Linked DNA regions of Homo sapiens: all the other regions are linked to region 3. Evidence: chromatin contacts called from ENCODE Hi-C or POLR2A ChIA-PET data. All regions are on one chromosome and are shown on one strand. The core of a region is the stretch at or near the end of the contact, and the rest is flanking DNA. Distances in the headings are between cores, read along the strand shown. Region 1 holds the start of RWDD1 (RWD domain containing 1). Region 2 overlaps DSE (dermatan sulfate epimerase). Region 3 holds the start of MARCKS (myristoylated alanine rich protein kinase C substrate). Region 4 holds the start of RPF2 (ribosome production factor 2 homolog). Region 5 holds the start of KPNA5 (karyopherin subunit alpha 5).

Region 1 (2,700 bases), core at 57-2,556, 2.7 Mb after region 3:
AACACGGAATCAGTATCAAAGTGTTCCTCTGCTATAGGTAAGCAGCACTCCTCAATAAAAGATCAAGGTGCCTTCTGGTGCTTCAGGGGCTTCATCATTAGGAATCTTTCATTTAAAAAGTGTTCCTCCCACTATACCAGTGAAACCAGCTTTAATACAGAGAAATCAAAACAAAGAAAAATACAGAAAAGTGGGCAACAGCTTTTGAGTATTTTCTTAAAATTTTCCATTTTTCGACTTAGCGCAATAATATAATAAAGGAACATGGGATCCTTTATTATTGTTACCATAGTTTTTAATATCATTTTCATAAAGCTAACCATGTTTATTTAGCCATTTTCTTAGCTTTTGCCATCATGGTTCTTTGAAAATTTTCTTTGTAATTGCTGCAATGATTTTGGAGATCACAGATGCATGCTACTTGCTCAAGTTTATTCTTGGAAGTCGTATTACCAAATTAAAGGTTCTCAACATTTCTCGGGGTACTGCAATTTTTACATTGCATATGATAATTGTTATTACTGAGATCTACATTCCTTTCATCAATTCACAAATACACAATCACAGACATCTTGAGATCTATCATACGTCCAGCTGCGTTCATTTCACAAAATCAGAAGTTAAGCCTAAAGATCTGAACCGAGAAGCCGGACCTCCGGTCTATTTCTCCCTCCTGGATCCACCCCGACTTATTAAGCAGTTAGACCGACCCTTCCATACTCATTCAAGGCAGTGCAGAGCTTTTGCTCCCCTGCCCAGTGGAATCTACACTGGTCCCAGCCTCTCGTCCAACTCCCGTAGGACGCCAAGCAATACGGAGTTCGAGAAGCTCAGAAATCTCCTGAGCCCCACCAGTCCACACTAGGTTGCAAGCCCGCAGCACCTACGCCACGGCGTCAAACCGGAAACCAGAAAAGGTGAAGGCATCGGACGCCCCTCGCCCCAGCCCGGCCACCAGCGACACTATCCTTCACTGACGCGCGATGCCGGCCTTTCAGCCCAGACTCATCGAGCGAGGATGCAGCGCTGAGAGGCTTCTAAGGCTCAGGCCCTGCAAAGCCCAGGAGCCGGCTGTAGGTGTCCTTGGCGAATGCCAGACCGCGCGCACCGTCCCAGCAAGTCCCGAGCGAGTGTGGGACAGGCAGCAAATCAGTGCCCCCTGGCCAGGCAGAACGAGTCGAACGTGGAAGTAGGGAGCAGGCGGAGGCCGGCGCGGAGCTGCAGTTAAGCAAGCCGGGTCTGGCTTTGGGCCCTGGGCCTTCCAGCCGGGGACTCTGCGCCTGCGCCCGCCTGGCCGCCGCCCGCTCTCCCGGCGCGGCAGCTGTCTGGGCTGCTGCGCGCCGCCTAGGTGTCTGGGCGATCTATGGGCAAGAGCAAGGGCCACGATGACAGATTACGGCGAGGAGCAGCGCAACGAGCTGGAGGCCCTGGAGTCCATCTACCCTGACTCCTTCACAGGTGACTCCCGCGGCCGCAAGCCTGTAGCCGCCCCGAGGTGGAGTAGGACGGGCAGGAGCTGCCGCAGCTCTGGGCCTCATAGGTTGGGGTGGAGAAGGGGACCTTGAGGCCGCGCGGCCACCTTGCCCTCCACTCCTCAAGTTCTTCAGTCACTTACCAGCAACCCAGTGACTTTTTCTCCTTCTCTGCTTGTTCCCGGAAATCTAAAAGTCCGGGTGATGTTGGAGGGTGTCAGGCCTGAAAATTGAGTCGGGATTACTTTGGTTTCTGTGTAACCTACAGCAACCTGAGATTTATAATACATTAAGAGAAAAAATACTCCAAGTGCGATTCGTTTTTCCACAGCCGCAAGAATGTTAGTTTTCACATTTTTAGCTTTATTAAGGTAGAAACTGTTTTTCATACGATGCTGTTTTAGTTTATAGGATTCAGAGTGCTGTTTTCAGTTACTCAAATCGGTTTTGAGAGTAGCATAGTCCCTGAAGTCTGTCGGGTTTCTTTTCTTATGAAAAAAAAAAAAATCTGGCATTCAGCAGAATGCCTAATGGATAATGTGGCCCAAATTTCCGTTCTGCTATAAATTCATAGGTTGTTAGATTGGAAGGGAGATTAAACATCATCTATCCTGGGGCTCCTGCTCCAAGCCAAGGTCATGGGGGTTCAGGAAAGCTAAGTGGCTTGCTCTGTACTGTCCGCCAGCGAGTTAGCGGCAGGGCTGGTACTGAGTTATACGTCCAGAACGCTTGCCTGTTCTTTCACTTTCCAGACATATGGGACTTGGGATTCAGCTCCAGCTGAGATTGAGAGAGCAGAAGATTACTTGGTAGGTTGGGCTAATGTAAAATATTATAATGAGAAGTTCATTAGGTATAATTTAGAGGACGAGATTTCTCTATTAAGCCATGCTTCGGATGATTATAAAAATGCTACATAACTATATCAATATGGCTCCTCTGAGATTTGAGAAGCGGTCAAATAAAGCCAATATGAGTGAGTAGAACCTAGGTGTGTGCATTTACATTCCCCATCCTTTCCTTTGAGTGTTGCCTATCGTTGATAGTCAGAATTTATAGTGTAAGGTATATTACTTTAACTTATAAATTCCAACCCCTCTCCCTTTCATTGTTTAGCTTAGTTTTCTTGGCTTCACCTTTTGACCACTGCTTGCAATGGTAGCAAATTTTGTTCTGCTTTGCCAACAGGCAGATGTCTCTCAGCTATCCCTGTATAGCTCCAGTCCTG
Region 2 (2,700 bases), core at 38-2,537, 2.5 Mb after region 3:
ATCTGTCCTTGCATCTTGGCTCTGCCATTGTGTTAGCCACATGTCCTTTGACAGGTTCCTTACACTCTGTAAACTTGGTTCTTCATCTGTAAAATATGGGTTATTCCTCCCACACAAGGTCATCCCAAGGATTGAATGAAGTAATGCATATAAAGCTCTTAGCATTATGTGCCTGGCACATAGTTTTACTAAAAAGTTTGTTATTATTACACAGGAATAGTTACGAATATATAACTTTATTCTCGCTAGGTTTCTTGGTACACAGTACTCCATTTTAGCTATGTTGTCACTCTGGAGTTGTGTTTTTGAAAAGTATTTGTTGTGACTCTTTAGTTCTCTCTTTATAGTATTTTTCCTTACTTATCATCAGACAGAAAATAAATCACAGAGGAAAGAAATTACTTCACTCTTGCATTGGAGCCAGTTAGCTACAGGAAATCAGGAGAACTGGTGAGGGAAACAAAGAAAGTTGAACTTTTGGACAGAGAAGTAATTGTGTTTTTTTTTTTTTTTTGCAACAGACTGAGTATTAAATTCTTGCCTGTGATTGCAAACTTCTGGATGGTGTCATCCGAGGGTGTATTTGCAAAAATAAAATATAATTATAAAATATAAAGAGAGAAAAAAGGTCTCTAGCATATTGAAATGAACCAGTTTCATTGCTGTACGTATGAAAATGAGGAGTGTGCCTGCCTTGCTCAGCATTGCCTGCTGGGCTTCAAATGCAGTTCTCTGCAGCTGTTTCTCGGGTTTTTCACTTCTCAAAATTGCAAGTTAAAACTGAAAATCAAAAGCCGGGAGAATGTAGCTGGGCCTCAAACATGTGGAGCCACAGCCCTGTGAGTAAAAAGATCAGGTTTTCTTCTCATGACCTTACAGTGAGGAAGGCTGGGCGGCTTAGCCCAGAATGCACCTGGAATCCATTAAAGTGGACTCGTGGAGACAAATGCTGGGCTGTCAGAAAACCCAGCCTCTAATTCCCCTGGCTTTTTCTCATTCATGTTTTTCCCTTTCTCTTACCCTTCCCCCTCACTCTTTCTGCCTCTCTTTTTCTCTGTTCTTTTCATTCTGTGACCTAAGGGAAGCTATTCCCTTTTATGCTGCTGCAGAGACTTAAAAATACTATAGAAGGGTAAAATAACTTATGAGGCTTTTTACAACGATCAAATTATTTAAAATTTACAGAAACACACAGCCATTGGGAATTCACTTCTTGAATGCCGTTTATTAAGCAGGTTGTTGCCATCAGTGTTACAAATGGATTCTTGGGCAGGAATCAAGGTCAGGTGCCCTGTGGTGGGAGGAAGCAGATGAAGAGGACCCGAGGGAGAGGCATAGGCAGGTGTACAGATTAGTTGAGCAGCCCAGTTACAGTGCCATTGGACAGTTGTGTGGTGCACAGTCACACCCTAAATAGGATGTTCTGCTCACCTAAATTGTTAGGACTCAACTAATTTAAACTCTTCCCCATCTATTTCAAATGCAGGTGAAGATAAAGTTACTCTAATAATGCTTCTTTCTAACAATAACTTTAAAAATGTTATGACAGTTATAAATCATACATGATTGAAAGGAAATCCGAAGTTAATTTTCTTTGTAAGATATGTTTATTGACTCTAAGATTCAGTATTGGTATGACCCTCAAGTCATCTCTGCGATGGGTGACTCACTTGCTCGCCTACCTCCCGCCCTTTCAGTGTCATTTGATACCTTTTTAAATGCAACATGGGCGGGCTTTCAGAGTTGTCAGAGGGAACTGTGCTCAAGGCCAGAGGAGTTCTCGTCCCTCTTTAATTGGGGTATAAATCAGTGCCCCTCACCCCATATGAACAAAGGCAACATGAATATATTAAGTTTCATGTAGTCTTTACAATCTGGGTCTTAAATTTTTCTAACATAAAAATCTGGCAAGCATGATGTTTGAATTTTGTGGATGTCTTGCCTCATTATCATAAGGGAAAATGTTAGTTGGCAAGTGCCGCATGTATGTCTGTATTCTCTTTCATTGATACTTCATAATCACTTTTTAAAAGTTGGCTTTATTTTTTGGATGAAATATTCACGCCTAACACCACTTAAGATGTAGGGTCTTGCTGACATTAAGTTCATGCTAATGATAACTTGAGAGTAATAATGACATGAGTATGTTCATGGAGTCCTTTATAAAGCTGGGTAGTTCCTTTTACCTTAGGTATCTTAAGAATGGCTTTTTTACTTCTTTGTCTCCTTCTGCCATGTCCATTAAGGGAACACATTTCAGTCATGCTTACCACAGTCTCTCTCATCCATCTTTCCTTTTCCTTTCCAGTGTCAACATGCGAGTTCTGGACAGCACAGGAGGAGATACCATAGTCGGGGGCCAGATCATTGCTTATCCCACATAAGCCTGTGGTTTAGAAAGCTTTCTGTTTAGGATGGCTTGGAAGGAATGACTCAGGAAAAAAGAAACGGTTAGAAGCTTATAATATTAGTGTAGGAGGGAAATGAAGACCACAGTTAAAACAGTGAGGGTGGGGAGAAGAAAGTATAAATTTAAGAGACATATAAGACTGAAAATCTACACAGAGATTGATCAGATATAGGACACTCTTTCTTAAAGTGTGAGTCTTTCACCATATTGGGTATCCTTAAAAAGACAGATTCCTGGGTTTCGCCCAGACTCACTGAATCATATCTTCTTGGAGTAGGCCACAGAACCTG
Region 3 (2,700 bases), core at 33-2,532:
GGGAAGAAAATGCTTATTAAGCTGTTTCCTTGGTTCCCCTCACCCCTCATACTTTAAGTCAGTGCCTTGTCTCTCACGCACAAAAAGCGTCTGGTACTTCGGTGGCAAGGAGTGCAGTGACAGATGGAGGTATCCTGTGTACCATTATAGAAGGTTTTCCTCTAACCCAAGTTAGACTTGGAGAGCTCAGGGATCTTGCTATCTCTCAACATACAGAACATTTCTCCTTAGAACTGCAATCCGGTTTAGAATGTCATCGTTGCTGCTGCCTCCCTTCCTTTCAGGAGCACATTCGCCTGCGTGCGCACTCACACACACGTTCAAAAAGAGTCCATTCGATTCTGGCAGTAGGCTGAAAACGATCCATATTGACGCGAATAACATCCCAACTGTAAATATGGATTCGTCTACTCGAGGCTGTGTCTCATTTCACCATAGAGGAAAATTATGTCATTTAAAACAGTGATAAAACGCGAAGAGTTTCGATCTTCTGTAAATGGCTCTCACTTTGAATTGTGGGGGAAAAAAATCACTAATTGGGAATAGCCAGAGAAGGGGGAATTTGTTGAGCGCCCAAGGCCAATCTCAAAATATTTTATTTCATGCCAATGTGGGAGAGGGAAGGGAGTGTGGCTTCGCTGTTTGCCGCTTTTGCATTTTCCACATCTGGCCTACAGACCTAATTCTAACTTGCGATCTCGCTTGATGAAATTCGATCTTCGTGGTTTAAATACCTTTCAATTTGGGACGATTTAACCATTGCAGCAGTTCAAAAAACAAACCCTGAGCATTATCTGTAAAACCAATATGGAAAAAAGAAAGAAAACATGCTGCAAACACACAAATCGCAACCATTGTCTTTAACACTCGCATACACACACATACACATAAACACACGGAAAGATGGGGGAGGGGAGCGAGTGGAGAGAGAGAGACACACGGATATAGACCGACGAGAGTCAATGCGAGTCAAGTTAACGCTTTCTCCGCCCCGATGCACAAGTACCCCCCTCCCGTGTTAATTAATTCCAAACAAAGCAAGCCAATCAAGAAATGCATTATTATTTTCAAGCAGAGAGAGACGAGTGCCATGTATTTTTTAATTGATTTATTTATTTGGAGGACATTAATTCTCGGTCTGAGGCTGATTTTCAAACCGTTTGCAAAGCGCGGCTCCATTGTTCGCCAGGCGCGCAGACCCCGCCCCCTGCTTTGTGTGCGGCGCGCGGATTGGCCGACGCGCGCGGGGGCCGCGTCAGCGCCCGCGAGCCCATTCATCTGTGCACTTGGGCGTTGGACCCCGCATCTTATTAGCAACCAGGGAGATTTCTCCATTTTCCTCTTGTCTACAGTGCGGCTACAAATCTGGGATTTTTTTATTACTTCTTTTTTTTTCGAACTACACTTGGGCTCCTTTTTTTGTGCTCGACTTTTCCACCCTTTTTCCCTCCCTCCTGTGCTGCTGCTTTTTGATCTCTTCGACTAAAATTTTTTTATCCGGAGTGTATTTAATCGGTTCTGTTCTGTCCTCTCCACCACCCCCACCCCCCTCCCTCCGGTGTGTGTGCCGCTGCCGCTGTTGCCGCCGCCGCTGCTGCTGCTGCTCGCCCCGTCGTTACACCAACCCGAGGCTCTTTGTTTCCCCTCTTGGATCTGTTGAGTTTCTTTGTTGAAGAAGCCAGCATGGGTGCCCAGTTCTCCAAGACCGCAGCGAAGGGAGAAGCCGCCGCGGAGAGGCCTGGGGAGGCGGCTGTGGCCTCGTCGCCTTCCAAAGCGAACGGACAGGTAAATTCTACCTGTGGTTGTGGTCATTTATTTCGTGTCTTTCTCTCCTTCCCTCCTGGTGGCTCCCAAGGCTCATTCGTGGAGAGGAGTGTGGCTGGATTCTAGTCTGAAAGTTGAATGGAAATGGATAGCCTAAATTGTGGATTTTTCATAGCCGGGGTCCCCCCACACCAAAGGAGTGGTTCCTTAGAATCCTGGAGAATTCTTGAGTAGACGGGAGGAAAGGAGTGATAAATCGTCTAAAATGGCGTGGTTTGGAGATTGGCAGAACGTGACTAGCTAGGTGCCCTCCTTCCCCCGCCCCCAGCCAGGTTTCATTTGTGTTTGGGGGCACAATGGTGTTTGGGTGTCTCTCGGGTTTGTTGTCGAAGCTGGATTGTCTTCGAGATTTCTGAACTGGTGGTGTGATTGTGTGTGGCGGGGGGGGGAGTCGGGAAAGGGGGGCGCAATGGGGATGGTGGTGGAGAAAGGCGAGGAGGGAAAGGCTGTCTTATTGTATGCCGCGGCGGCGTGCCCTGGGTTCTTGGAAAGGTGGCTGGCTGGGGCCAGACAGAGGGCTTCGGTACCTTTTGATGAGGCTTTCCCACTGTCCTAAATCTTTATTCGTAGCTGTCTGTGGAATTACACATCCATTTGATTTTTAAATGGTATCTGTGGGGTGGGAACACTCGGTGGGTCCTTTAAGAACCTTTCCAGATGGTCAAAAAGAGGCGGTTCGTGCCTTTCGGTCGGGATTGTTCTTGTGCGTGGCGCCTCGACCACCCGCGAGGGGCCGCCCGGCGCTGCCCGGACCCAGGCAGATAGCCACGATTGGGTGGACCCGAGAGGTCGGCCATGGGTGGCTGCTTCGCAAACACTGGGCACCCACCACGCCTCTTTTCCTAGAGAAGAGATCGTGTCGCTTCGCCTGCTCTA
Region 4 (2,700 bases), core at 21-2,520, 2.9 Mb before region 3:
ACTGCTTGAACCCGGGAGGTGGACGGCGCAGTAAGCCAAGATCGCACCACTGCACTTCAGCCCTGGCGACAGAGCAAGACTATGTCTAAAATAAAAAAAGTACCTAGGTTGATAAATGGATAAACAAAATGTGGTATATCCATACAAAGGAATATTATTCAGTCCTAACAAAATGGAAGTACTGATCCACGCTACATGTATGAACCTCAAAAAGATAGTGAAAGAAGTCAAACACAAAAGGCCATACGTTGCACGAAACCATTTATATATGTTCAGAATAGGCAAATCCATTGAACATAAAGTAGATTATTGGTTGCCAAGGGCTGGCAGGAGGGGGAAGTGGGGCATGGACTGCTACTGGGTGTGTGTGTCAGGGGGGTTCTTTTTGAGGTGATTAAATATTCTGGAATTAGTGGTGATATTTGCACATCTTTGTGAATACACCAAAAATCACTGAATTGTACACTGTAAAGGGGTACATTTTATGGTATGTGAAGTATATGGTAACTTAAAAACTGGGGAAAAATCACGAACAGCAGTACATTTTCTGCGCATCTTTTATGTACTAGGCAACTGTGGTAGTCATAAATTCTGTCACACAGATCGCATAGTTGTCAATAGTGCCCCTTTCACATCAATGTTTTTAGTGCTTATGTGAGTACCTACCGTGCAATCAATCAACCTTTCTAGCATCCTGGGATTCCTTGAAGAATAAAATCTGGTTTCTGAATACCTGACTCCAGGTATGCACACTAGCGCGTACATCAAACTGCGAGGGTCTATGTTATTTTATTTTATTTTTATTTTATTTTTGAGACGAAGTCTCGCTCTGTCACCCAGGCTGGAGTGCAGTGGCGCGATCTCCGCTCACTGCAACCTCCGCCTCCCGGGTTCAAGCAGTTCTCCCTGCCTCAGCCTCCCGAGTAGCTGGGGTTAGAGGCGCCCGCCACCACGCCCGGCTAATTTTTGTATTTTTAGTAGAGACGGGGTTTCGCCATGTTGGCCAGGCTGGTCTCGAACTCCTGTTATCAGGTAATCCGCCCGCCTGGGCCTCCCAAAATCCTGGGATTACAGGCGTGAGCCACCACGCCCGGCCAGTGTTACTTAAAAGTATTACCTCGCACCTGTAACTCCAGGAAAGAGCCGGGGCAAAAATCCGTAACCAAGACAACAGGGCGCGATTCCAATCAAGATGGCCGCCAGCGCCTCTAGACGCCCTCTACGAGGCCGTCCCCGGAAGTGGCGTTACGCGCAGCTTCCGGTTCCGCCTGTTCCGGCGCACGTAATCGCCGAGGGCACGTGCATGCCCCCTGGTTAAGAGTTGCAGGTAGCGGTAGCGATGGACACTCTGGATCGAGTAGTGTAAGTGCGCTGGGTCTCAGCCCCGGGGAGCGTTGGGGTGAAAGGGTCCCGTGATGAGGGTGGTACTGTCTCGGCCTCTCACTCTTCCTGGTTACCCCTCTAATTACCTGGGTGGGGGCCGATCGATCACCAGCCCGGGTCCTCCTCAGCGCGAGCTGCTTGCCAGGAGACAGTGGGGAAGCTCTCAAGTGGGAGCCGTGGGATGGGAGGGATGTGGGATTGAAGCGTTGGCCGCTTTTATCCTAGCCAGTTGAAAAACGTCTGACTTCCGAAGTATGAGACAGATGGTATAGTGGGGTTAGGAGCACAGCCCTCGGAATCCGACAGATCTGAGTGACAGTCTGGCGCGTCCACTTAAAGCTTTGTGACTTTGGGTCATTAAATATCTCTAAATCTTAGCTTATTCTGTAAAATAGCGCTCACCATAGTCATACTTCATAGAGCTGTGAGGGTTAGTTTCGAGAATGTATGTAGAGCCTTTGCTGCAGCACGTAGAAATGTTCATTAGTTTTTTCTTTTCCTTCCAACTTTGTACACTCCTCTGAGTTATCCTTGAATGATACCTGTTTTAAATTTGTTCAAGAATATTTGGGCTAAACAGCCCTGCTGTTACTTGCTGTGATTTTCTTGCTATTTACCTAAGTTAACATGTATCCAAAACGACAGTTTTAGTCATTCAGAGATTTTGCACACCTGCTATGCCTCTAGCTGTTTGGACTACAAAGAGTAGTTTACTAGGTATTGGGACTAGTTCACACGTTAATTGGGAGCAGGCAGCTAATAAAACATGTTAATTGCTATTTGCATTTGTTGCTGTTTAATGAGATACAAAAGATAGAATAATTTGTATCTTTATCAACCAGTAAATGATCAGAAGCTTTATATGTGACATTATATCTGGAGGAGTATTTTAAAAATCTACATGGGAAACTTAAGTGTATGTATGGTCTCTTTTTCTTCCCAAAGTGTCCATGGGACTGGACGAGGGAGGGTCATAATTATTTGGGAGGAAGAATTCTTTCAGTAGATGGCAGAGAACTGTCTGAAAAGCAAGGTGCTCATTGTAGAGGAAGCAGAGGTGAAGCCCCTCTTTTGAACAGAAGTGTGTAAAAACATGCCACTCCTACTGTCACATCATAAAGTCAGAATAATGAATTTATTTTCCCTTCATATTTTACAGGGTAATTGGTCTAGACGAATTTTTAAATCTAGCTTTAAAAAATTTGTTTTTTTTTGAGACAGGGTATCACTCTGTCACCCAGGCTGGAGTGCAGTAGCCCCATCACAGCTCACTGCAGCCTCGACCTCCCTGGGATCAAGCAGTCCTCCTACCTCAGC
Region 5 (2,700 bases), core at 48-2,547, 2.8 Mb after region 3:
CCACTGCTCTGCCTATGGAGTAGCCATTCTTTTGTTTCTTTACTTCTTTAATAAACTTGCTTTCACTTCACTATATGGACTCATGATTGGCAACGCTTTCTGGTAACACTGCCCAGGTTTCCTTTGTCAAGCGTGCCTTTCTCAGCCCTACATACCCACAGTTAAATAATCCCTTCTCTCCTGTTTATTTTTCAACTATTGAAAATAGCAAACATCTTAAAACAATTTGTCTTCATGTTTTTCCTCTTAAAAAATTGCAAACGTCTTCTGGGCAGGATTTATGTATTGTTTATCTTATTTATTCTCTTCCTATTGCATCTGGAACACAGTCTGTTTTCAATACCGTTTGTTGAACTCCAGGGTAGATTACAGGGCTGTGTATTATAATCTACAGTACTTTAACTGAAGTTACTCGTTTATTGGTGACTACATTGCTGTCAAAAATACACTCATGTGGCTGGGTGTGGTGGCTCATGCCTGTAATCCCAACACTTTGGGAGGCTGAGGCGGGCGGATCAGGAGGTCAAGAGATCAAGACCATCCTGGCCAACACGGTGAAACCTGGTCTCTACTAAAAATACAAAAATTAGCTGGGCGTGGTGGCGCATGCCTGTAGTCCCAGCTACTTGGGAGGCTGAGGCAGGAGAATCGCTTGAACCTGGGAGGCGGAGGTTGCAGTGAGCCGAGATCGCATCACTGCACTCCAGCCTGGTGACAGCGCCAGACTCCGTCTCAAAAAAAACCCCCCAAAAACAGAAAAACAAAAACAAAAAACCGCAGATGTTATAGAATATAAAATTATAAATGACAAAAAGCTTGAAATAAAACGAGCAGAGCATATAAAAGTTAATGAAGCTGAAGAAAACGTGAGCTTCTCCGTACACTTAACAAGGCTGCGATTTTTACCAACTTTTTTGCACTGTTGTAGCCCCAATAATGTATCTAAAATGGTACTTGACACAGTTTATATCCTTAAGAATGTATGCATGCACGCACGCGTGAAGAATGAATGAATGAGGGGTCGTCCCTTTGCACACACGGAGGTCTACGGGCCGCAGAGTACCTACAGCATGGCCACCGCAAGCGCAACTAAAATCCAGGGCTTGTCGCAGGCACAGGCTCCTCCTTCGGTGGGTGGGACGGCGGCGCGCACTTTCTCTACGCCCCACTGCTAGGATGTGCGGCCACCACTCCTCCTCCGCCGCCGCCGCCGCCGCCGCCGCCGCCGCCGCGTCGAGTGCAAGGGCTTCTGGGAGCCGAGCCTCGGGGTCTCGGAGAAGGGGCGCAGGTGGCCGCCATCTTGGATTGCGAACTGGGTCGCTACGCTTCACGCCAGGGGCGGAGTGGCGGCCCTTCTGTTACCCGCCACACACGTCGCCGCTGGGGACTGGGAAATCAGGGCATCGGAGAGTGCCACATTAATGGGTAAGTTGGAGTGAACACGGGCTAGGTTGGGGGAGCCTCGGTTTTGGTCCCTTTGGGAACTACTAGTTCCTGGGGCCACGGTTTTTATTTACCCCTTACTTTGCGAAGGTCTCTGGAACCTGGCGGTGCCGGGTGTTTCTCGTGTTTTCCCCAGGGCGACAGCGGTCGCGGGGGCGTGGCAGCCGGACCTTTCCCTTGCGGACGCGAAGGCGTGGTGAGTTCAGATTCTTTCAGCAGGTCCTCTGGAGTGATGGGCAGCTGGTCTCATCTTCGCCGCCCCGCCTCACCGTTTCTCGGTAGTTCTTTTCAGTTAATGGAATTGCCAAACGTTGCCACTCATACCTGGTACCCATCAGCTGTGTCCAGCAGCTTATGGAAATTCCACAGTGTCCAAAGAAGAGACAGGTTCCATCCCGAGGGCCTCCTAGCCTCGCCCTCTCCATCCGCCAGCCTCCCTCCTCCACCTGCGTGCAGGTGCCTCTAGTGCTCATTCCCGACGACAAGGCAAGCCTGGGTTCCACGCTTCTAATAGTCGGGCAGCTCCGTTCTAAGATGAAAACTTAGGTTTTCATCGATAATACATAGGAGATGGAAGTATTTGAAAGCTGTGAAATGACAGTGATATGTCTAAAGAATATGACATTGGCGGCGGGCGCGGTGGCTCACGCCTGTAATCCCAGCACTTTGGGAGGCGGAGGCGGGCGGATCACGAGGTCAGGAGATCGAGACCATCCTGGCTAACACGGTGAAACCTCGTCTCTACCAAAAATACAAAAAATACAAAATAAAATACAAAATAATAAATACAAAAAAAATACCAAAAATACAAAAAAAGGAAAAATTAGCCTGGCATGGTGGTGGGCGCCTGTAGTCCCAGCGACTCGGGAGGCTGAAGCAGGAGAACGGTGTGAACCCGGGCGGCGGAGCTTGCAGTGAGCCGAGAGCGCCATTGCACTCCAGCCCGGGCGACAGAGCGAGACTCTGTCTCAAAAAACAAACAAAAGAATATGACACTGGCATTTACTTTTGAGCTTTTTAGACATGTTTTTTAAAAAAGACAAAAACACTAATGATTTATCTCTCAATTACAACACCCAATAATGATGACTCATATTCTGTACAAAAGTGGTTTTCTTGGTAGGTCAGGAGCAACTCTCTCCCTCCGACCTAAGTACTGCTTGTTTGGTTGTGAGGGCTCTCTAGTTGGCACTTCCCCCGCTTTGTGCAGTCTTTTACTTTCACTAATGAGGCGCCCAGCCCCATGGAAATGAAGGC

What was found. Hi-C counts contacts between places; a loop is a spot of excess contacts on that map. ChIA-PET counts read pairs that join two places held with the same protein, here RNA polymerase II (POLR2A). Pooled maps may share reads with other maps.
Region 1: a map of gastrocnemius medialis shows a loop between it and region 3 (13-fold over the local background). The contact joins the promoter of RWDD1 here to the promoter of MARCKS in region 3. A Hi-C loop is called at or near these places in 1 of 168 maps with a recorded cell type or tissue (gastrocnemius medialis), 1 of 37 single-sample maps with no recorded cell type and 8 of 50 pooled maps.
Region 2: a loop to region 3 is called in a pooled map, with 4 times the contacts of the local background. The contact joins the enhancer-like site here to the promoter of MARCKS in region 3. A Hi-C loop is called at or near these places in 1 of 37 single-sample maps with no recorded cell type and 4 of 50 pooled maps. POLR2A ChIA-PET finds 5 or more read pairs at or near these places in 1 of 52 experiments (HEK293T).
Region 4: a loop to region 3 is called in a map of transverse colon, with 26 times the contacts of the local background. The contact joins the promoter of RPF2 here to the promoter of MARCKS in region 3. A Hi-C loop is called at or near these places in 2 of 168 maps with a recorded cell type or tissue (B cell and transverse colon) and 6 of 50 pooled maps.
Region 5: a pooled map shows a loop between it and region 3 (7-fold over the local background). The contact joins the promoter of KPNA5 here to the promoter of MARCKS in region 3. A Hi-C loop is called at or near these places in 8 of 50 pooled maps.

The regions. Positions count from the first base shown.
Region 1 is chr6:116,570,198-116,572,897 of GRCh38, forward strand. RWDD1 (RWD domain containing 1) reads left to right here and starts at 1,307. Exons shown (of 7, transcript NM_015952.4): 1 at 1,307-1,458. The coding sequence starts at 1,386. RefSeq lists enhancers at 702-881, 912-1,241, 1,462-1,561 and a silencer at 1,282-1,361.
Region 2 is chr6:116,404,489-116,407,188 of GRCh38, forward strand. All of the region lies in intron 2 of DSE (dermatan sulfate epimerase), which reads left to right. Among named protein-coding and RNA genes, the nearest start is that of DSE, 35 kb to the left of the region's middle. RefSeq lists an enhancer at 583-632 and a silencer at 1,596-1,805. Within about 2 kb of position 1,288, at least 8 of the 41 ENCODE cell types and tissues checked have a DNase peak (open chromatin) inside an H3K27ac peak, as active enhancers do.
Region 3 is chr6:113,856,063-113,858,762 of GRCh38, forward strand. MARCKS (myristoylated alanine rich protein kinase C substrate) reads left to right here and starts at 1,283. Exons shown (of 2, transcript NM_002356.7): 1 at 1,283-1,785. The coding sequence starts at 1,684. RefSeq lists enhancers at 38-97, 118-167, 438-983, 984-1,527, 1,315-1,364.
Region 4 is chr6:110,980,768-110,983,467 of GRCh38, forward strand. RPF2 (ribosome production factor 2 homolog) reads left to right here and starts at 1,271. Exons shown (of 10, transcript NM_032194.3): 1 at 1,271-1,362. The coding sequence starts at 1,340.
Region 5 is chr6:116,679,914-116,682,613 of GRCh38, forward strand. KPNA5 (karyopherin subunit alpha 5) reads left to right here and starts at 1,298. Exons shown (of 14, transcript NM_001366306.2): 1 at 1,298-1,425. The coding sequence starts at 1,422. RefSeq lists enhancers at 895-1,878, 1,879-2,700.